Regions from separate parts of the Homo sapiens genome. Here region 1 is linked to region 2. The links are chromatin loops, found by intact Hi-C in ENCODE. Cell type or tissue: PC-3. All regions are shown on one strand. Links, peaks and the distances in the headings refer to the core of each region. The heading gives the core; the rest is flanking DNA. Region 1 overlaps HTR2C (5-hydroxytryptamine receptor 2C). Region 2 overlaps LRCH2 (leucine rich repeats and calponin homology domain containing 2).

What was found. Peaks named below come from ENCODE experiments on the same cell type or tissue, not always from the same donor. Only the 100,000 strongest peaks of a DNase experiment are listed, where the experiment ranks them.
Region 1: a loop joins it to region 2, with 23 times the contacts of the local background. A loop is called at or near these places in 38 of 110 quality-filtered maps.

Annotation. Positions count from the first base shown.
Region 1 is chrX:114,605,625-114,617,731 of GRCh38, reverse strand. It overlaps HTR2C (5-hydroxytryptamine receptor 2C), which reads right to left. Exons shown (of 6, transcript NM_000868.4): 2 at 3,851-3,917. Among named protein-coding and RNA genes, the nearest start is that of SNORA35, 19 kb to the left of the region's middle. RefSeq lists an enhancer at 10,084-10,969. In PC-3, for the core only: CTCF peaks have their summits at 6,302 and 6,502 (motif pointing left); a DNase peak (open chromatin) is centred at 6,491.
Region 2 is chrX:115,141,082-115,153,188 of GRCh38, reverse strand. It overlaps LRCH2 (leucine rich repeats and calponin homology domain containing 2), which reads left to right. Exons shown (of 21, transcript NM_020871.4): 13 at 3,119-3,167; 14 at 3,246-3,362. Among named protein-coding and RNA genes, the nearest start is that of SNORA35B, 21 kb to the right of the region's middle. In PC-3, for the core only: a CTCF peak has its summit at 5,784 (motif pointing right); no DNase peak of the experiment used is centred there.

The DNA.
Region 1 (12,107 bases), core at 2,618-10,617, 540 kb after region 2:
TTTAGTTTTTGTGGGTACATAGCAGGTGTATATATTTACAGAATATGTTTGACTTGTTGATACAGGCATTTGATTATATATTATTTACATCAATCAAATGAAGAGCTAGTGAGTAGTAAAATATATTTCATTTTTAAATCAAAGATGTGAAATTAAAATATTTGTGAATAAAACAGATAACTACAACAAACTGCAAAGTGAAATGATGGAATTGTCTATCAATGTAAGCAACATTTGCTATTTGTTATGGTCTATTTCTGTATTTCTGTTTTTCTTTCTTTTTTTTCTTTTTGAGACAGGATCTTGCTTTGTCACCCAAGGTGGAATGTAGTGGTGTGATCACAGCTCACTGCAGCCTTGACTTCCTGGGCTCAAGCAATTCTCCCACTTCAGCCTCCTGAATAGCTAGAACTACAGGTTTGCACCATCATGCCTGGCTAATTTTTAAATTTTTTGTAGAGATGGGAGTCTCACTATATTGCCCAGACTGGTCATGAACTCCTGGGCTCAAGTGATCCTCTCACCTTGACTTTTCAAACTGCTGGGATTACAGGCATGAGCCACCATGCCCAGCCTATTTATGTTTTTCTTGAAGTAATTTGGTAACCTAGAGTAAAGAACTTTGCAATAGATAACTCAGTTCTGTATCAGAGAACTCATATTGAAAACAGATTCTGTTAATTGAACTTGCATTTATTTATAGTAACACAAGACCACATAATTGAAAGATAAAAATTCCTAAATTGTTAATATAAGTGTCAAGAGAGTGACGATTATAAATCATGTTTTGACAATGTAGAACCAATGTATGCATACTATTTCCTCATTACATTAACCTTTTCTGTGAATAACTTGAAATGTTGATGCGGTTTTACAGAAAAAAATAATGTTTACCTTTGATACTTACTGATATCACAAACCTTATACAACTCAGGAGGAGCACAGTTGTCCAACTGATTATTTTCACAGGAGACATTGAATACATTACCTAAATTGTTACTTTGACTGTGATATAAATATATACATACATCTATAGCACAGTAGAATAGGTAGCATAAGTAAGGCTTTACGGAAGGTATTACTAAGTTCAAATGATAGTGGAGACAAATTTCTTTTTAAGATTTATTGAATTATATAGCTTAAAATGCTGGGCGCGGTGGCTTATGCCTGTAATTCCAACAATTTGGGAGGCCGAGGCTGTTGGATCACTTGAGGTCAGGAGATCAAGACCAGCCTGACCAACATGGTGAAACCCTGTCTCTACTAAAAATACAAAAATTAGGTGGGTGTGGTGGTGGGCACCTGTAATCCCAGCTACCCAAGAGGCTGAGGCAGGAGAATTGCTTGAACCCGGCAGGCAGAGGTTGCAGTGAGTCAAGATCATGCCACTGCACTCCAGCCTGGGCAACAGAGCGAGACTTCATCTCAAAAATGAATAAATAAATAAAAATAAAAATAAAATAGCCATAGAAATCACCAAGGACCCAGAGATTAAAAAAAAAACAACCCAAAGAATATCAGGCTGTAGATGTATACACATTACAATAAAACTCTTGGTACTCTTCTATTTACAGTAAGAATTAATATATTTAACAACACCAACATTATTTACCATAAATAATCAAGCTCCAACCTTCTATAATAAATATATTGTACATATCTTTTTCATGTCACTGATATACCCTGACAAAGGCAGCCTTACAGAGAAGTGAAGTAGGCAAAGGCCTTACATACCTACATGATGAGATTTGAGGCATATTTTCCCCTTCAGCTCATCAAGGGATTCAGTTATAGGAACCACATGTTAAACCATGCCTCCCTCTAGATGGGGTAGGACTTGTAAGATATTGCCACATTATGATGAATTTGTATATCAAATCTTCTCTAATTAATACCTAGATAAGAGCAAAGTGTCAACAGGTGTGTGTACAAAGAGGGGTGCACAGGCCTGGGAGAGAAGCAAGGAGTACTCACTATGGAGTTGTGAATATTTGGCACATAGAGGTCGAAAAACAACATGGTAAGGACAGAATAGCATTGAAAGGAAGACAGTAAAGATGAAATTGGCGAACTTCACATTCTAGTAAGGCTGACCTTGGTCTTTACTACCAGGCGAGGCTTACCATGCCAATGATATATGTGAGATAGTCTTGTGTGAACATTGTTTGAAGCCTGAGAGTAGAAACTTACCTGCATGTCCAGGTTAACCTATTTCACCAACGCATTGAAAACATCTGCAAGCAAACTTGAATCTTCACAAACAGAATGAGTGATTTCCTGTGTGCTTTCAGGACTGCTGTGGGGGTTCTTCAAAATTTTACATTTTATACTTTTTGAACGTCCCTTATGAAATTTTTTTTTATTTTTTCCCCTCTGGAAAGCTGTTGATAGCATCAAGAACTCTTTTCAATATGTATTAAAGAAAGTTACCTTTGCCATCATCTTAAATGGTGAGTAGTTGAATAAAACAGAACAATTGGCTATTCTGAAAAAGGGTACATTTTAATGCAGCCATTTTGATGCAACTGTCTTGATGTCAAATCACTGTTTTCTTATTTCTTTTATTTTTGATCATTATTAACATGTGCAGCAGACATTCCCAACCTTATTCCATCCCTATCCTCTTTCGAATTTTGATAGACTTCGACTTTTCACTTCTTTAATCTAATGCGTATATATTAATGTTATACTAAAAATTTCTGTTAAAATTTTACTGTCAAAAATGATTTAGTCTATACCATCGTATCAGTTCTTCCTCCAAAACTATCATTCTAAAAACATTTTGTGGTATTAAATATTTGTATGATTATGAGAACAATCAGAAATTTAATTGAGAATTCCCCATGCAGTCTGGAGTCGAAAATAAGGAATCCAATTTAAATTCACCTTGTTTAACTTGTAATATATTTACCCAATCAAATAATCATGCTCTAGACATCTATAGAATGTAGAGTGTTCCATTATCTGGATCTGCGTTTTTCAGCATTTATAAATGATACTCCCTTTTGAGAAACAAAATTCTCCTCTCCCTGCCTCTCCTGCTGAGATTTTTAAGTGCATCCATTGAGAGTATTTTGAAGAGCTAGCTATGTTTTCTAAAATTTATCATAGAAAACAACAGCTAGATTTCCTACACCCCAATCATGGATATAAGAGTTTGTTACTGAAAGCAGGCTGGGCTAGGTGGTTCACGCCTGTAATCCCAGCACTTTGGGAGGTCGAGGTGGGCGGATCACCTGAGGTCAGGAGTTCGAGACCAGCTTGGCCAACATGGTGAAACCCTGTCTCTACTAAAAATACAAAAATTAGCCTGGTGTGGTGGCATGCACCTGTAATCCTAGCTACCCAGAGGCTGAGGCAGGAGAATCACTTGACCCCAGGAGGCGGAGGTTGCAGTGAGCCAAGATTGCACCACTGCACTCCAGCCTGGGCAACAGAATGAGACTCCATCTCAAGAAAACAAAACAAAACAAAAAAACAAAAAAAAAACAAGAGTTTGTCATTGAAGAAGAAAATTGAACTTCGCTAACCTAATTGTCCCAATTTATACTATCATACTTTATACTTATTTACTATAAATCTGCGGTGGTGGTTAACAGTTCGGTAAGGGGTCTGCATCACACATTACTTAGTAATAAAATAAGCCGAGTTTTTTTTTTTCAGGTTGCATTAAAATGCTGTTTACCAATTACATAATATTCTTTTTCAAACATGTTAGGCCCTTAATGGCATATGTTTTACTAGTTCAGGGGTAGGTCTACACTAGCAAAATAATAGGAATCACCTTGATATAATAGTTGAATATTATTTCAAAATAAGAGTCTTGAGGCACGCTTATGTGTATACTTACAGTTGTTTTTGAAGGATGGCGTCAGTTGGCCTATGTTATAGATGCTCGCGGGTGTTAGCTGATAACCCTAAAAGCAAACATTGAGAAAAATGCAGTAAGAACTCCATAAGTAAGGTGCCACACAGAGTAGGTATACCATTCACATATAATGAATGGCTGAAAAGTAGTAAGGCTGATACCTATAAGCTTCAGAAGAAAGAAGTCTCATTTATATAAAATGAATTTAAAACAGCAAAATATTAGTACAGCAGGTATGTAAGAGGCGTTTGAACCAGAGCAACTCCATCGTGAATAGAGGCTGGGTAAAATGAGGCTGAGACCTATTGGGCTGCATTCCCAGACAGTTGAGGCATTCTAAGTCACAGGATGAGATAGGAGGTCAGCACAAGATACAGATCATGAAGACCTTGTTAATAAAACAGGTTGCAGTACAGAACCCAGCTAAAACCCACCAAAACCAAGATGGCCATGAGAGTGACCTCTGGTCGTCCTCACTGCTACACTCTCACCAGCGCCATGACAGTTTACAAATGCCATGGCAACATCAGGAAGTAACCTTACATGGTCTAAAAAGGGGAAGCATGAATAATCCACCCCTTGTTTTACATATCATCAGTAAATAACCATAAAAATGGGCAACCAGGGCAGGGCGCAGTGGCTCATGCCTGTAATCCCAGCACTTTGGGAGGCCGAGGTGGGCGGATCACTTGAGGTCAGGGGTTCAAGACGAGCCTGGCCAACATGATCAAACCCCGTCTCTACTAAAAAATACAAAAATTAGCCTGGCATGATGGTGGGCACCTGTAATTCCAGCTGCTCAGGAGGCTGAGGCAGGGAGAATTGCTTGAACCCGGGAGGCGGAAGTTGCAGTGAGCCGAGATCGGCCGCTGCACTCCAGCCTGGGTGACAGAGCAAGACTCTGTCTCAAAAAAAAAATAAAATAAAATAAAATAAAATAAAAAACAATCAGCAGCCCTCAGGGCTGCTCTATGAAGTAGCCATTCTTTTATTCCTTTACTTTCCTGATAACCTTGCTTTCACTTTACAGACTTGCCCTGAATTATTTCTTGTGCAAGATCCAAGAACCCTCTCTTGGGGTCTGGATCCGGACCCCATTCCTATAGCAGGTAAGTCAGTGTTCGTCCTTCTGCTAAAGAGGAAATTAAATATTAGTTAAGAATTCTAAATGAATCAGCAAAATTCTAAGTCAAATGTCAAGTTGAAACATTTCACATAGAACAATTACAGAGCAAGAGTAAATAGTATTTCATCCACAGATACTAAAACAATATTAGACGCTGGAAGAGGAAACAACATTTGAAAATCACCATTTCTGTATCAATTATTGTAAGAGCATCAGTTGCCAATATTTATTCTGGAATGCAAAAACAAGACTGAAATAAATATTAGCCAGCTATATTTTTGCAGTAGGACAAATAAATTTGGTGCAAGGACATTAATATTTGACATGTTTTAAACATCAAAAATTTCCCCAAACACATAAAGCATGATCAAAAAAAGTTTTAAATGCAGGGATTATTTTTAAAAATATAAAGCTAACTCTTGCACTCAGCCTAGTAAGTAAAATTGAGTGATGTAAAGATCATCAAAGTTATGAGAAATACATAGGAAATGTTAATTATTATATTGAGGACAAGATCTTTTGTTAGCTCATAAATTTATCAACATAAATTAACATATTTGAAGTATAATATAAAATATTCAATAAATGTTATAGCCGCATTTAAATAATTTAATGTGACTACCCCTTACATCATGCAAGATACAATGTACTACACCAACAAATTATATTTTTCATTCCTTATGAAAGTAAAAAATAGTTCTAACTTCAAATGAGTGAAAAATAACTTGGATTAAAACTTTGGGCCAGGCACGGTGGCTCACACCTGTAATCCCAGCACTTTGGGAGGCCAAGGCAGGAGGATCACGAGGTCAGGAGATCGAGACCATCCTGGCTAACACGGTGAAACCCAGTCTCTACTAAAAATACAAAAAAATAGCCGGGCGTGGTGGCGGGCGCCTATAGTCTCAGCTACTCGGGAGGCTGAGGCAGGAGAATGACGTGAACCCGGGAGGCGGAGTTTGCAGTGAGCCGAGATCGCGCCACTGCACTCCAGCCTGGGCGACAGAGCGAGACTCCGTCTCAAAAAAAGAAAAAAACTAAAAAAAACCACAACTTTGCTGTTTTAATCTACACTTCAGAAAATACATTTAGTATTTATAAATTTGAACCAACATTTTTTGTCTCTTTTACAGCACAGATTTATTGAAATGACTATGCAAGAACACATGATCACATTAACCTTCAATTTTCATGAAAAAGTAGGAGACTTATAGTAAATAAAAATAATTTCCTGGGAAAAAGGAAGATAAAATGATTCTACGTAATACGTACAAAATTAATAGCAATCTTGGAGCAATGATGAGACTCCATGCTTGGTGAAGAAGCTGGTGGCCAAGTTATTATTCTATACAACAAGAATTATACATCGCATCGCAGAAACGCATGAGATCATCTCAATACACATTAATGACCTGTTATGCCCGTCGAAGCTCCCACTTAACTTCACCTAACTGTTCAAGTACCCTGGGAGGGAATGAAAATGTTGTGGACCAAGAACTGCTAAGAACAGAATTACAGCCCCCTAGTGGCGAATTGTGACTATTGCAGACAGAACAATGTGTGCTATGATTGTAATTATGCCATTTATTCACGAAGAATTTATTTTTGCGTTTTTTTTCCCCCTTAGGGGAAGATTGAGATATTTAACACTAAAACATTACTGCTCCGTCATTAAAAATTATCCAATCAGATATTCTTTAAAAAAATTTCTCCAAGACCTATCAACTGAGAGTGTTTTCTGAGGTCTCTAACGTTTTAGTGTCGATTTCTAAAATTTTAATTAATTTTGCAAAAATATGAAGTACTTTGAGTGAAGTCAAATTTTTTTCTCTTGAGGCTCACTTGCTTCTTCCCTTCCTCCTGATCACGACATTCTTTATATTAACATTTTGCATCTATCATACACTCTCCTTTCCAATTTTTTTCCTCTCAGCTAATTATACATAAATTTGAGATACATTTTATGATTAACGCTCTGTCATTTCAAGTTTCTCTCCATCCTACCAAAGTATTATTTTTTAAATTTCCACAGTGACTGATTTTTTTCCCTTTGTAGGCGAGTGACTCTAGATAGAAAACATAGATGTGCCTGACCATAACCTTGCCGTACATATTAATCCAAACACCATGCCATTCCATTCTACAAAAATTGTGCACAGAATATTTTTAAATTTCGCATGTGCAATTCTATTACCTCTGACACTATTTATAACTGATTTATGAGGTGACATTAAGTGTGATTTTGTGATTATTCAAGACAGACTTTAACCTACTTTTCCTACAAAAATTATTGCTATTTTGTTTTCAGCCCACCCTGAGAAAAGATAATATAAAATAGTAGCTTCAATTCAAAATGATGCTTTAAAAGTCATAAGAACCCTGTGAAGATTTAATAGATAAGGTTGCTGCCTTATTTCTCCTTCAGTTGAAATAATATGGAAAAAGTAGGCATTTAAAGTGGAATGTCTATCAAAGAAATGCCCACATTACCGTGCATTAAAATGCCAGTAGTCAGTCCTGAGCAGGATGAGGAAATGCAGTCATTACAAAGAGCTTAATGCACTCTTTTCGATATTCATGGATATTCATGCTCATTTAAAAAGAAGGAGGTTGTCTTCCATTCAGTATTAAAGCAGGACCACAGAGGGACTGAATGGTACCCTTTACTGCCTACTTTGACTTTTTAAGGAATCCACCTTAATGAGTATAATTTACATATACTAATATGTGCATATTTTAAATGTAGAGTTTGACCACTTTTGATGAATGTTTACACCCGTGTAATTGCCACTGTGATGAAAACATAAAACAATTCCATCCTCCTGCTTCTTTGTAGTCACCACCTTCCAAGCTCCAGGCAACTACTTTTTGACTTCTATCACTGTAGATTATTTTTGCCAGTTCTGGAAGTTTATGTAAATGGAACCATACAGTATGCTCTGCTCGTTTTCTATATCTTCCACCCTTTCTTTGTTCAAAACGATATTTTCATCTTTCACTGAGTCTTATTTATAGACTATTTAAAGCATACATACATATCCCCTTGCCTCATCCTCTTTATTTATTTAAATTTTCTTAACTTTCCCTTCAAGTTATCATGTATTATTTAAAACTTCAATCTTTGTCTAACACGATACTGTCCTTTAAACTCACTGTGTCATGTCAAATAGAGTAATGGAGTGGATGCTTGGAACAATGGTCAGAAGTCCAACCGAACGTGGTCAACCAAAAGAGTAATTACAACAGAAAAAAACCATAGGAGAAATCTTTTAAATACAAAATGGTGCATCGCCCATCACTTCACATTTAGCACAATGCAGATAACGAAAACGATTATATTCTAGTGTGTAAAGAGCATATATATTTCAGAAAAATATTAAAATATGTATTTGAGGATGTAATTAATAGGATCTATTTTCTTATTTTATTAGGTATTATGAAATGTATTGTTTAATGGGAAGTATATTAAATAATACATATCAGATTTATTGTTTTAATGGGAAGCATATTAAATACTAATAAAAAAATCAGATTTTATGTAGAAAGCCCCAGTTTCTATATTCCGATTTTATTTACTGTTTTTTTATTAGTGATGTTAGTGGCCAAAATACATACCAACCAAAGTTCCTACTAATGTGTTATGCCACACCACTGTTGCAAGAGAAGTATTCAGAGCTAATTAGAATGACAGGCAATTTTATTTCATAAAAATCCTCTGAATAAGTGTAATTTTAAAGACGTGTCTTGCATATTAGAGATTTAGAAAAGAAACAGATGGCACACTTCAATCAATTGCTTCTTATGACATTCAACTGCAAATACCACGTACACAAAAGTTTTTTTGAGGTAAATGCCTCTTCTCTGGAAAGGATAGTTTTGTTTGACAAATCTTGATTGGACAGAATGGAAAAAAAATGAAAGAAATGGACTAGAAATTTAACCTTCCTGAGTTTGAAACTTAGTTTTTCTGAATCAATTTATTGTTAAGAGGAGTACTTGGAGGATGACTTCCTTTTTATTTATTTTGCCATACTAAAATAAAATTGAATAGCAAAAGTAAGGATGACAGAAGCTCAGAGACAAAATTTTATTACTTTCATTTCAGAAGTGTGAAAAAATTAAGAACTTAGCCAAATAAATCAAGACCCTATTGCCTAAATCTAACAACAAATTTTATTTTGTTTGCCAACCCTTCTTAATCTCAAACAACTTCTCTGACATTCCCAGCAAGTACATCCCTTAAAAGTTTGCAGGTTCTCAGAATAAGCAAATCTACAGAGATAAAAAGGATTACTGGTTGCCTAGTGCTGGGGGTTGAAGAAGTATGTGGAGTGATTGTAAATGGGTATAGGATTACTTTGGGGGGTGATGGAAATATTCTAAATTGTGATGATGATTATACAACTCTGAGTATACTAAAAACCACTGAATTCTACACATTAAAATAGGCAAATTGGATAGTATGTGAATTACAGGTCAATAAAACTGTTAAAAGTGATTCGGAGTTAAAGCCATTACTTCGAAGGAAAAAGCAGATCTTAAAAATATAGATTTTTAAATGTGAGAACACAGGATCAAATTAAACCTCAATTTTAATGAAACAGTAGGGGAGTTATGAAAAAGTCCCCTTTGCAAGAGGGACTGACTGTATTGTTATAAAATCCATTGGGGGAATACATTACTTTTACATAATAAAAGTGTAAACATTTTATACATGTAAGATTCATGAAAGGCTAGATTTTGTTTTTTTTGAGGTGGAGTTTCTTTCTGTTGCCCAGGTTGGAGTGCAGTGGTATCATCTTGGCTCATTGCAGCCTCCACCTCCCGGTTCCAGCAATTCTCCTGCCTCAGCCTCCTGAGTAGCTGGGATTACAGGCACGCACCACCATGCCCAGCTAATTTATTTTTAGTAGAAATGGGGTTTCACCAAGTTGGCCAGGCTGGTCTTGAACTCCTGATCTCAGGTGATCCACCCACCTTGGCCTCCCAAAGGGCTGGGATTATAGATGTGAGCCACTGCACCTGGCCTCAGATTTTAATTTAAAAATAATCCTAAAACCTGATGCTCTGCATGTGTATGAAAAATGTATTAACATTTTATAGTGATATGGAAGGGTGGAGCAGGACATCAAAAAAAATTAAAGATATGACAAATGTGCCAAACAACTGAAGCACTATGAAATATTAAAAAATTGAATAAGATACATTCAAAGATCAATTTTTATCTTGACCCTTTCTCACATCAGCAAATAATCAATGCTTGTGTATAATCAGAATGATGCATACTCTTCCATTGAGGATGACTCTTTTTCATCATTGATCTTAACGTTGTACCATAGGTCCTAGTGACTTCTTTGGTGAGGAAAATGTCAAGTCTTTAAGTATCCAATAAATGGCCAAGAAGAAGAAACTCCACACCTTCTTTATCATGGTCAAACATTGTGTTTGATATTTCATTTTAACTTCTCTACTCACAGTTGATATTAATTAAAAGTTGTCAGGCCTCTGAGCCCAAGCCAAGCCATTGCATCCCCTGTGACTTGCACGTATATGCCCAGATGGCCTGAAGTAACTGAAGAATCACAAAAGAAGTGAATATGCCCTGCCCCACCTTAACTGATGACATTCCACCACAAAAGAAGTGTAAATGGCCGGTCCTTGCCTTAAGTGATAACATTACCTTGTGAAAGTCCTTTTCCTGGATCATCCTGGCTCAAAAGCACCCCCACTGAGCACCTTGCGACCCCCACTCCTGCCCGCCAGAGAACAAACCCCCTTTGACTGTAATTTTCCTTTACCTACCCAAATCCTATAAAACGGCCCCACCCTCATCTCCCTTCACTGACTCTCTTTTCGGACTCAGCCCACTTGCACCCAGGTGAAATAACAGCCATGTTGCTCACACGAAGCCTGTTTAGTGGTCTCTTCACACGGACACACATGAAATTTGGTGCTGTGACTTGGATCGGGGTACCTCCCTTGGGAGATCAATCCCCTGTCCTCCTGCTCTTTGCTCCGTGAGAAAGATCCACCTATGACCTCATGTCCTCAGACCGACCAGCCCAAGGAACATCTCACCAATTTTAAATCAGGTAAACGGCCTCTTCTTACTCTCTTCTCCAACCTCTCTCACTGTCCATCAACCACTTTCTCCTTTCCACTCTTCAATCTCTCCCTTCTCTTAATTTCAATTCCTTTCATTTTCTGGGAGAGACAAAGGAGACATGTTTTATCCGTGGACCCAAAACTCCGGCGCCGGTCACGGACTGGGAAGGCAGCCTTCCCTTGGTGTTTAATCGTTGCAGGGACGCCTCTCTGATTATACACCCACGTTTCAAGGGTGTCAGACCACGCAGGGACGCCTGCCTTGATCCTTCACCTTAAGCGGCAAGTCCCGCTTTTCTGGGGAAGGGGCAAGTAGCTCAACCCCTTCTCTCCTTGTCTCTACCCCTTCTCTGCTTTTCTGGGAGAGGGGCAAGTACCCCTCAAGCCCTTCTCCTTCACCCTTAGCGGCAAGTCCCGCTTTTCTGGGAGAGGGTTAAGTACCCCAACCCCTTCTCCTTCACCCTTAGTGGCAAGTCCCGCTTTTCTATGGGGCAAGAACCCCCAATCCCTTACTTCCATGCCCCAACCTCTTATCTCTGCACCCCAATCCCTTATTTCTGTGCCCCAACCTCTTATCTCTGTGCCCCAATCCCTTATTTCTGCACCCTGACCTCTTATCACTGTGCCCCAATCCCTTATTTCTGCACCCCAACCTCGTATCTCTGTGCCCCAGTCCCTTATTTCCGTGCCCCAACCTCTTATTTCTCTGCGCCCCAATCCCTTATTTCTGCCCCCCAACCTCTTATCTCTGTGCCCCAACCCCTTTTCCCACTTTTCTGGAAGGTAAGAACCCCTGAACCCCTTTCCTCCATTTCTCTACTCTCTTTTCTCTAGGCTTGCTTCCTTCACTATGGGCAACCTTCCACCCTCCATTCCTCCTTCTACTCCCTTGGCCTGTGTTCTCAAAAACTTAAAACCTCTTCAACTCACACCTGACCTAAAACCTAAATGCCTTATTTTCTTCTGCAATGCCGCTTCACCCCAATACCAACTCGACAGTAGTTCCAA
Region 2 (12,107 bases), core at 1,100-9,099:
CATCCCACCCAGCCAACTTAAACATTTTTTTTTTTTTTTTTTTGTAGAGACAGGGTCTCACTATGTTGCCCAGGCTGGTTTTGAACTCTCGGTCTCAAGGAATCCTCCTTCCTTGGCCTCCCAACGTGTTGGGATTACAGGCATGAGCTACCATGCCTAGCTCACCTTCGTTTTTGAAAGATATTTTGGCTCATACACAATTCTAGTTTGACATTTTAGTTTTCTTCGAGTACCTTGAAGAGGTTTCTCCACCATCCTCTGGATTGTACTGTTTTCTATGAGAATATTCTTATCTTTGTTTTACTTTGCCTAATGTGTCCTTTTTTCCTCTGGGTGTCTGTAACATTTTTTATCACTCGTTTTAAGTAATTTGATGGTGATATATCTTGGTGTAGTTTTCTTCATGTTACTTTTGTTTGGAGTTCATTGAGCTTCTTGAATTTGTGGGTTTATTTTCATGAAATTTGAAATTTTGGGGCCCTTATTTCTTCAGATATGTTTTCTATCATTTGACCTCTTCTATTATGGAACTCCAATTAGGCCACTTGAAGTTTGCCATGGAACATTGATGTTCTATTCATTCTTTAATATTTTTCTGTCTGTGTTGGGTTTTGGCAAGTCCTTCTGCTTTGTCTTTGTGTTTGCTAGTCATTTCTTGTGAAATGTCTAATCTGCAGTTAATTCCATCCAGTTTGTTTTAATTTCAGATGTTGCACTTTTTATTTCTAGAAGTTTGATTATGTCTGTACTTAACATGTTCAGTCTTTTCCTTTAGCTTCTTGAACATTGCTTGGTTGAATTTTTGATTAAATGACAGACATTGTGTACTTTACATTCTTGAGTGTGGATATTGTATTATTATACATACTTTTGACTTTTGTTCTGGGATATGGTTAAATTACTTGGAAATAATTTGATATTTTGGGACTTGGTTTTATAATTTATTTATGTGGGACCAGTGCAGCATTTAGTCTAGGAATAAATTTGTCCCCTTAATGAGGCAAGACATTTCTCTACTGGATGTCCTGTGAATTATGAGGTTTTCCAGTTTAGCTGGTGGGAACTGGTACTACTCCTGGTCCTCTGAGAATCTGGGAATTATTCCCTCTAAGCTTTGAGGGTGATTTTATCCTTTTGCCTAGGGTATTTTCCTCACATACATGTTCAATGATCAGTACGCTCAGATGAAAATTTGAGGGATGCCTCTGTAGATCTCTTTCCTTTCTCTGTGCATTGCCCTTTTGTTTGTTACTGTGTGCTATGAACTCACTCTGCCCTTTTCTCCCTGGCTCCAGCTCTGTCTCCTGAATTCTGGGCCTGCTAGACTCTGCCTTAGTTTTTTTCTCCTGGGATGTGGACTGGAAACTCTTTCCATGCAGCAACTTGGCTCAGTTATGGGATTTACCTCCTTACTCATCTCTAAAGGATAATGTCATTTTTTGCCTAATATTCAATGTCATGGAAGGCATAATTTTAAATATTTTGCCCATTCTTTTAGTTTTTTCAGTCAGGATATAAATCTGGTCACTGTTAGCCTATCTTGGCCACTAGCAAAGTCTAGTTTTTACATTTTATGTGTTCAAATTTGTTAGTATTTAATTTTGATTGTTTGTCCCATAGGCTCTCTCTATTCCAATATTTAAAAAATTACTGCCTGTATTTTTCTGATACTTTGTGATTTCTTCTTTATATTTAAATCTTTTAATTTTTCATTTTGATATTTGGTATGAGGTAAGGAATCTAGTTTTCTTCCTCCCCCACCTTTTTCTCACTGTGTCTCCTCCCCCTTTTTTATTCTTTCTTTCAGTGTATATTTTACACGTGATCAATCAGGTGTCTCTCTACTACTTGTTATATAAGCCATTACTTTCACAATGATCTTAAATGTCATTTTTTTCAGAAGTTATTATACTCGTGGTCCTGTACTCCTCTTCCATTGAAAAATCTGTAGATTCTGGAGCTAGTAGAAAGGAGGGTTGAAAAGTCCTCTTTATTATATAACTTTTCTCTTCGTGATCATCCATTCTTCCAAATTAACTTTGGAACTCCTTTGTCAAATGTTTAAAACAAACCAAAAAATACTTCTTGAGTTAAAAAAATTATTATTACAGTTCATTTCAGTTATTAATTAAGTTGAAAGAGAAGTTATACCTGTAATACTTATCTATCCAAGAACCTTTTGGTTATTCAAGTCTCTTACTAGACATTTGTAGTTTTTTCATGTAGGTCTTGTAGAAGTATAGTTAAGTTTCTTCCTAGGTATTTTATACTTTTCTTTCCTTCTATGAATAGCATTTTTTTCTAATATATCTTTTAACTCATTATAGTTGATATGTAGGAAAGCTATTAACTTTTGTATGTTTTTCTTTAACTGGTAACCTTACCTCTTATAATAATAGATTTTTTGTCTTTTTCTCTTGGATAATCATGTGTTCTATAAATTTTAAAAATTGGATCTTTATATCCAATTTTTATTTTCTTTTTGTTATTGCACTATACAGAAATTCCACAATAGTGTTAAGTTATAGCAGCTTCAGTGGACATTTTGTTTATATATTTTTTCCACAGGAACTCCTTGTTCAAAATTGCCATCTAACAACAGCATGCATAGTCTGCCTTATCTCAACAACAAAAAATTAGATGAAAATAATTTCCTTCATAGCCCCTGTTTTGTTAGAATGAACAGGTTGCATCTCATAATCAGTAATTCAGTAGGCAAAAATAACTACTCGCTTGAGCTCTTTGGCATTTAGACAAAGGAAATTATTAGTTTTTTTTAGTCTTTGTTAATTATTTTAATATAATAAATATCCTGTCTGTCCTTTGACAATATATCTTTAGATATTTCACTTATTTTAGCTTCTGGGAATTCCTTAGAATAGACCTATGCATAGGGCCTACATAGAATAAACCCATTTTGATATTTCCTGTAGAGCAACAGGTTTTAGAAACTTAAATATATTTCTGTCAACTTTAAGTTTTATGTTGTTAGGCCAAAGTGTAGACATGGGTAAATTCTTTACAATGTTTTTAAAAAGATAACATCTAAGGTTCATAATATATATTTAAGGATTTATTCTAAATATTTTAACGTATTAAGGCATCTTCAATTTTTTAGTGTCTCAGCAGATGAAGTTAATTCACCATTATCACCCCTCACCTGGCAGGTAAGAAGAAATTAAATTACAATTATATCTATCATTTTGTTCTCTTTTATTTAGTTAAAATAAATTGTCTCATTATAGCCCTTAGAAAATCAGAAGGATCAAATAGATGAACAACCGTGGCCAGAATCTCACCCTATAATCTGGCAGAGTGAAGAAAGGAGGCGGAGCAAACAGATTAGAAAAGAATATTTCAAGGTACTCTATATTAAGTTTTTAAATTTACTTTGTAATTATTAGTTTTTATTTTGTCAGTTTTGTTTTGAGTTAATAAGGTAGACTGTAACTCTCTAGTTAAATGTAGTAAATGTGTTATTTTGATTTCTCACATATATGGGGTAATACAATCTAATTATATCCATAAGGTTTCAGTAATTGAGAATAATTGAGTAGATAAATATAAATTATGATTTACCAAATACTTTGCAAGATAGACGAATGTTTGCTGCACTGCTAGTTGTAGCAATATGTAGTATGTTTTAAAAGAATTGTCCAGGAAAAGTCTTTCATTGGATTTGTTTCAATAAATATTTGACACATATTTACAATTAGCATTTAACTGTTCCTATGTAAATAAGTGTTGTTTATATAGTTCTGAAAATGCTTGAGGGCAGATTTTTCCATTTTTTTCTTCTTGTTACCTTAGTAGATTGCTTGAGTGTCTTTTATCTTAGCTAAAAGAAAAGCTCAGATCATCCAAATTATCCCACATTTCTAGTTAGCAGGGTTTTAATGAAATTTTACTGTGTACACATTTGTAAATATTGTATTATTGTCTATTTGTGATTGGGGTCTGCTGTATTTGTAGAAGCCAATCATTAGAATTCAGAATAATATTCAATACTAGCCAGAATTCATTACTGGATTTGACTCAAATGAATAGTACAAACAAGCTTCTGCTCCATGAATAGCAAATTTTGTTGTCTTTGTACACGTTTTATGTTTCCCAAAGCCTAATTATTATTAGATGATAATAGTAATTTCATCTGAAACATAGTACTAGTCTACATTGTAGGTTCAAGTTTATATCACTAATAAATAGGATTATATTCTCTGTTTTTCTCTGGTAGAAATAGGTCTGTATGCACATTTGTTTGTTTCTATATATGGGTGTGTAACATACATTTGGAAATAGTATCATGACTAAAACAAAACTGTTATATGTCTTAGTGGATCTGTGGTAAATTTAAGCCTTCAACAAATAAATACTGAGTCCTTTTAATGAGTCTTACATTTCCTGGTCAATATAAGAGATAACAAAGAAACAGAAGACATGAGGAAAAAGGGAAGGACATTCTAAGTAGAACCCTGGTCAATAATAGTGAAAGTTTATTTATCCTAACCCTTTATACATCTGTAATTGTGTTTACATTCCAGCATTATTTTAAAGTTTCCCTTTTTAGTTCATTGGACCTTGAACAAAGCACTGAATAAAATTTGCTTGTAGATAAAACTTAGTGAATGACTGATGGTATGGGGGAAATTTTAGTAGTATTTCATATAATAAAAGAAATTTAATATTTATTTGCTCTCCTTTATTGTAGTATAACAATACAAATTCTTAGTATACTACCAATATCGTAGTATAACAAAACCAGTTCTCCTTTATCATAGTAACAATACCAATTCTGACTATTTGTCAAAAAACTTACATAGCACTTATTAAGTGCCAGGCACTGTCCTAAGACTTCACAAAGATCAACTCATTTAATCCTCATAACAACCTTATGAGGTAAGTACAATTATGACTATTTCTGTTTTACAGATGATGAAATTAAGGCACAGAGATGCAAAGTAGTATTCTTCAGTTCACTTAGTAATAAGTGGCAGAGTTGAGATTTGAACCCAAAGCCTATGCTAGGCTGCCTCTTTATCTACTGTGTATAGCTTAATATCATATCAGCAAACACTTTCAAACAAACACAGTTTTACTGGTTTTTAATTTTTTTTTTTAAGAGACAGAGTCTCTCTCTATTGCCCAGACTGCAGTGCAATAGCGTGATCATAGCACACAGCAGCCTCAAATGCCTGGGCTCAGGCCATCCTCTGGGCTCACGTGATCCTCTTGCTTCAGCCTCCCCAGTAGCTAGAACTACAGGTATGTCCCCCAGTGCCCTACAAATTTTAAAATTTTTTGTAGAGGTGAGATCTTATTATGTTGCCCAGGCTGGTCTCAAATTCCTGGCTTCAAGAGATCCTCCCATCTAGGCCCCCCCAAAGTGCTGAGATTACTGACATTTTTGGCCCACTTTTAGTGTTTAAAAAACGTTTTACAGTAACTTGAGTGGACTTCTCAAGATGTCTTAATAGAGGCCACATTTTAAAAATGTGCATTTTAAAAACTGAGCATTTTAAAAACATAATTCTTTGGTTTCATAGCATCATTTATTGGTATTTTATTTTTTATAAAATAAACATCTTCTATAATATTAGTTATGTTATAAAGTTATTAAAAGAGATCAAATGATATAATATTTGAAGTGCTCATTACATAATCATCATTCAACAAATGTTAATTTTTTTCCTTAATAAATTAGGTGCAAAGATAAGCTTCAGTCACTGGGAAATGTTTTAAGGAGATGTGTAGTTCTCCTAAATTGTCAGAAGATGTCAGTATTAGGACATAGTAAAATGAGTATGTCACTAGTTTTTTTTCCTAAGATGTCAAGAAAATATAAAACTGACATACAGTTTCCTAAATTAAATCAACACTATTATTCAGAATTGTCACTATTTTCATGACTAAAACATCAGCAGCTTCTAAGAGGAAATTTCTCTTAATCACCTATCTCCCGATAATTGAAAGTGCTATTGGTAGGTTGTATTATTAAAGCTAATCTGGATTTATAGTTCATTAAACAGTAAAATACACTACACTTGAGGTTTATATCAGATTATCACTGAGTTTGTTCAATGGTGGCTCTTTTAGGTTTTGCTATGTTACGAAATGTACAGAACTTTTGTGCAACTTTATCTTAATACGTATAAATGACTGAGGCACAGGATTTCTTTGTTTCTGTCCCATGGTAAATTATTTGTCATGGTTATTCAGTGTATTTATTGAATGTGTGTGTGTGTGTGTGTGTGTGTGTGTGTGTGTGTGTGTGTGTGTGTGTGTATGTATGTAAGAAATCCAACTGTATTTCTTCTTAGTTTTGAAGGCTAATTTTGGATAGTATTTTTTTCAGGTAAGTCCCTGAAACTAGGTAAAACTGTTTCAACATATTGGCTAGATTATGTGAGCAAGAACACAAATTGGGTCAGGTTAAGTTAGTAAGTAAATCATGGTAGGAAAGTTACATTGACTCTTTTAGATTCCCAGGCCGCTATCGTATAGATTATTATTCTAGTATATAAAATTTAGTGTTCTTATAGCCAAAATAAAATCACTGTATTTCAGGGAACTTCATGATGCCAGGAAGTATTTTATTAAACATCTTTTTTTATTTTAAATTTTTAATTTTTGGCGTTCATATTAGGTATATATATTTATGGGATACATGAGATATTTTGAAAGGCATACAATGTTCAATAATCACATTATGGGGAATGGGGTATCTATTCCTTCAAACATTTATCATTTGTGTTATGATCAAATTATACTCTTAGTTATTTTGAGATGTACAATTAAATTATTATTGACTATAGTCACCCCATTGCGCTATCAAATACTAGGTCTTATTTATTCTATTTTTTATGCCCATTATCCATCTTCACCTACCCTCTACTCCCCCACTACCCTTCTCTAGCCTCTGGTAACCATCCTTCTACTCTCTATCTTTATGAGTTCAATTGTTTTTACATCCTACAAATAAGTGAGAACATGTGGTGTTTGTCTTTCTGTGCCTGGCTTATTTCACTTACCATAATGACCTGCATTTCAATCCATGTTGCAAATGACAGACTCTCCTTCTTTATGGCTGAATAGTACTCCATTGTGTATGTGTACCACATTTTCTTTATCTGTTCTTCTATTGATGGACACTTAGGTTGCTTCCAAATCTTGGCTATTGTGAATAGTTTTGCAATAAATATGGAAGTGCAGATATCTCTTTGATATACTGATTTCCTTTCTTTGGGTTATATACCCAGCAGTAGGATTGCTGGATTGTATGGTAGCTGTATTTTTAGTTTTTTGAGGAGCCTCCAAACTGTTCTCCATATTGTTCGTACTAATTTACATTCCCACCAACAGTGTACGAGGGTTCCCTTTTCTCCACATCCTCACCAGTATGTTATTGCCTGTCTTTTGGATATAAGCCACTTTAACTGGGGTAAGATGATACATCATTGTAGTTTTGATTTGCATTTCTCTGATGATCAATGATGTTGAGCACCTTTTCGTATGCCAGTTTGCCATCTGTATGTCTTCTTTTCAGAAATGTCTATTCACATCTTTTACCCATGTTTTAATCTAACTATTAGATACTTTCCTAAAGAGTCGCTTGAGCTCCTTAAATTCTGGTTATTAATTCCTTGTCATATGGGTAGTTTGCAGATATTTCCTCCTATTCCGTGGGTTGTCTCTTCACTTTCTTGTTTCCTTTGCTGTGCAGAAGCTTTTTAACTTGATGTGATCCCATTTCTCCATGTTTGCTTTGGTTGCCTGCGCTTATGGGGTAGCTCAGGAAATTTTTGCCCAGACCTGTGTCCTGGAGATTTTCCCCCATGTTTTCTTATAGCAGTTTTATAGATTGAAGTCTTAGATTTAAGTCCTTAATCCATTTTGATTTGATTTTTGTGTACAACAAGAGATAGGGGCCTAGTTTCATTCTTCTGCATACGGATATCCAGTTTTCCCAGCCTCATTTACTGAAGAGACTGTCTTTTCCCCCGTGTATGTTCTTGGCAGCTTTGTTGAAATTGAGTTCACTGTAGGTGTGTGAAGTTGTTTCTGGGTTCTCTGTTCTGTTCCATTGGTCTGTGTGTCTGTTTTTATGCAAGTACCATGATGTTTTGGTTACCATAGGTCTGTAGTATAATTTGAAGTCATGTAATGTGATTCCTCCAGTTTTGTTCCTTATTCCCAGGATAGCTTTGGCCATTCTTGGTCTTTTGTGGTTTCATCTAAATCTTAGGCTTGATTTTTCTATTTCTGTGATGAATGCCATTGGTATTTTGATAGGGATTGCATTGAATCTATAGATTGCTCTGAGTAGTATGGACATTTTAACAATATTGTTTCTTCCAATCCATGAATGTGGAATATCTTTCCATATTTGTGTGTCCTCTTCAATTTCTTCCAGCAGTATTTTATAGTTTTCATTGTAGAGATCTTTTACTTCTTTGGTTAATTTCTAGGTGTTTAATTTTGTTTGTGAGTATTGTAAATGGGATTATTTTTAAAATTTCTTTTTTAGATTGTTCACTGTTGGCATATAGAAATCCTACTGACTTTTGTATGTTGATTTTGTATCCTGCAACTTTACAGAATTTATCAGTTCTATTTTTTTTTTTTTGGTGGAGTCTAGGTTTTTCCAAATACAAGATTATATCATCTGCAGACAAGGATAATTTGACTTCTTCTTTTCCAATTTGGATGCCCTTTATTTCTTTCTCTTGTCTGATTGCTCTAGGTGGGACTCCTAGTATTGTGTTGAATAACAGTGGTGACAATGTGCATCCCTGTCATCTTTTAGATCTTAGGGGAAAGGCTATGAGTTTTGGCTTTTATTATGTTGAGATATATTTCTTCTATACCCCAGTTTTTGAGAGTGTATTAGTCTATTTTTATGCTGCTGATAAAGACATACCTGAGACTGGTCAATTTACAAAAGAAAGAGGTTTATTGGACTGACAGTTCCACATGGCTGAGGAGGCCTCACAATCATGGTGGAAGGTGAAAGGCACGTCTTACATGGTGGCAGACAAGAGAAGAGAGCTTGTGCAGGGAAACTCCTGTTTTTCAAATCATCAGGTCTCATGAGACTTATTCACTATCATGAGAACAACACGGGAAAAACCTGCCCCCATGATTTAGTTACCTCCCACTGGTATCTCCCATGACACTTGTGAATCGTGTGAGTTACAATTCAAGATGAGGTTTTGGTGGGGACACAAGCAAACCATATCAGAGGGTTTTTATCATGAAGGAATGTTGGATTTTAGCAAATGCTTGTCCGGCATCAATTGGAATGGTCATATGATTTTTGTCCTTTATTCTGTTGTTATGATGTATCACAACAATTGATTTGCATATGTTGAACCATGCTTGCATCCCTGGAATAAATCCCACTTGGTCATGATGAATGACCTTTTAAATATATTGTTGAATTCGGTTTGCTAGTATTCTATTGAAGATTTTTGCATCCATATTTATCCGAGATTTTGGCCTGTAGTTTTCTATTTTGGATGTGTCTTTGTCTGGTTTTAGTATTAGGCTAATACTGGCCTTGTAGAATCAGTTTGCCAGTATTCCCTCCTCTTCAATTTTTTGAATACTTTGAGTAGGATTGGTATTAGGTTTTCTTTAAGTTTTTGGTAGAATTCAGCAGTGAAGCCCTCAGGTCCCAGGCATTTCTTTCCTGGGAGACTATTTATTACAGATTTGATCTCATTACTTGTTATTGGCCTGTTCACATTTTGGATTTCTTCATGATCCAATTTTGGTAGGTTTTATGTGTCTAGGAATTTGTCCATCTCCTCTAGAGTTTCCAATTTATCGGCACATAGTTGTTCATAGTAGCTAGTAGTGGCCCTTCGAATTTCTGTGGTATCAGTTGTAATGTCTCCTTTTTCATCTCTGATTTTATTTGGGTCTTCTCCCCTTTTTATCTTAATCTGACTAAAGGTTTGTCAATTTTGTTTATCTTCTCAGTAAACCATATTTTTGTTTCATTGATCTTTTTTATTTTTCTTCATTTCAAATTTATTTATTTCTGCTCTGATCTTTATTATTTCTTTTGTTTTTGTTTGTTTGTTTGTTTGTTTAAACCAGAGTCTCACTCTTTCTCCCAGGCTGAGGTGCAGTGGTGTCATGGCTCACTGCAGCCTTGACCTCCCAGGGTCAAGCCATCCTTTCACCTTTCAGCCTTCCAAGTAGCTGGGACTACAGGCACCACCACACCCAGCTAATTTTTGTATTTTTTGTAGAGATGGGGTTTTGCCATGTTGCCCAGGCTGGTCTTGAGCTCCTTGGCTCAAGCGATCTGCCCACCTCACGCTCCCAAAGTGTTGGGATTACAGGTGTGAGCCATGACACCTGGGCTGTTTCTTTTCTTATACTAACTTTGGATTTGGTTTGCTCTTCCTTTTCTGGTTCTTTAAGATGAATCATTATGTTATTTGTTTGAGGTTTTTCTTCTCTTTTGATGTAAGCACTTATAGCTGGAAATTTTCCTGTTAATACTGTTTTTGCTGTATCCCATAGGTTTTGCTATGTTGTATTTGTATTATCATTTGTTTCAAGAAATTTTTCGATTTCCTTCTTAATTTCTTCATTGACCCACTGGTCATTCAGGAGCATATTGTTTAATTTCCATTTGTTTGTATAGTTTTAAAAATTCTTCTTCTTATTGATTTCTGGTTTTATTTCATTGTGGTCAGAGAAGTTGCTTCATGTTATCTCAGCAACTTCTTTGTTGTTTGACTGTTTTAAGACTTATTTTGTGACCTAACATATGGTCTATCCTTGAGAATGATCCATGTGCTGAGGAGAAGAACATATATTCTGTAGCCACTGGATGAAATGTTCAGTAAATATCTGTTGGGTCCATTTGGTCTATAGTGCAGATTAAGTCCAATTGTTCTTTGATGATTTTCTGTCTGGGAGATCTGTCCAGTGCTGAAAGTGGGGTGTTGAAGTCTCCAGCTATTACTGTATTGAGATCTATCTCTCTTGAGCTCCAATAATATTTGCTTTATATATCTGAGTGCCCCAGTATTGGGTGCATATATACTTACAAATCACTATATCCTCTGACTAAGTTTACCCCTTTTTCATTATATAATGACCTTCTTTGTCTCTTGTTCATTTTTATCTTGAAATCCATTTTGTCTGATATAAGTATAGCTACACCTGCTCTTTTTTGGTTTCCATTGGCATGGAATATCTTTCTTCATCCCTTTATTCTCAGTCTATGTGTATCTTCGTAAGTGAACTGTGTTTCTTTTTTTTTCTTTTTTCTTTTTCTTTCTTTCTTTTTTTTTTTTTTGGTGGAGTCTTCCTCTGTCACCCAGGCTGGAGTGAAATGGCATGATCTCGGCTCACTGCAGCCTCTGTCTCTTGGGTTCAAGCAATTTTCCTGCCTCAGCCTCCTGAGTAGCTGGGACTACAGGCATGTACCACCATGCCCAGCTAATTTTTTATTTTTTGTATTTTTAGTAGAGATGGGGTTTCACCATGTTGGCCAGGCTGGTCTTGAACTCCTGACCTCAAGTGATCCACCCCCCTCGGCCTCACCCCAACATTGCTAAGCTAAAGGGAAAGGTCAAGCTGGGAACTGCTTAGGGGAAACCTGCCTCCAATTCTATTCAAAGTCACCACTCTGCTCACTGAGATAAATGCATATCTGATTGCCTCCTTTGGAGAGGCTAATCAGAAACTTAAGAGAATGCAGCCATTTGTCTCTTACCTACCTATGACCTGGAAGTCCCCTGGCCGCTTCCAGTTTTCCTGCCTTTCTGGACTGAAATATTGTTTGTCTTACATATGTTGATTGATGTCTTGTGTCTCCCTAAAATGTTTAAAACCAAAGCTGTGCTCTGACCACCTTGGGCACAGGTCATCAGGACTGCCTGAGGCTGTGACACAGGCACTATCCTCAACCTTGGCAAAATAAGCTTTCTTTTTTTTTTTTTGAGACAGAGTCTTGCTCTGTCACCCAGTGGCGTGATCTCGGCTCACTGCAAGCTCCATCCCCAAGGTTCACGCCATTCTCCCGCCTCAGCCTCCAGAGTAGCTGGGACTACAGGCACCCGCCACTATGCCTGGCTAATTTTTTT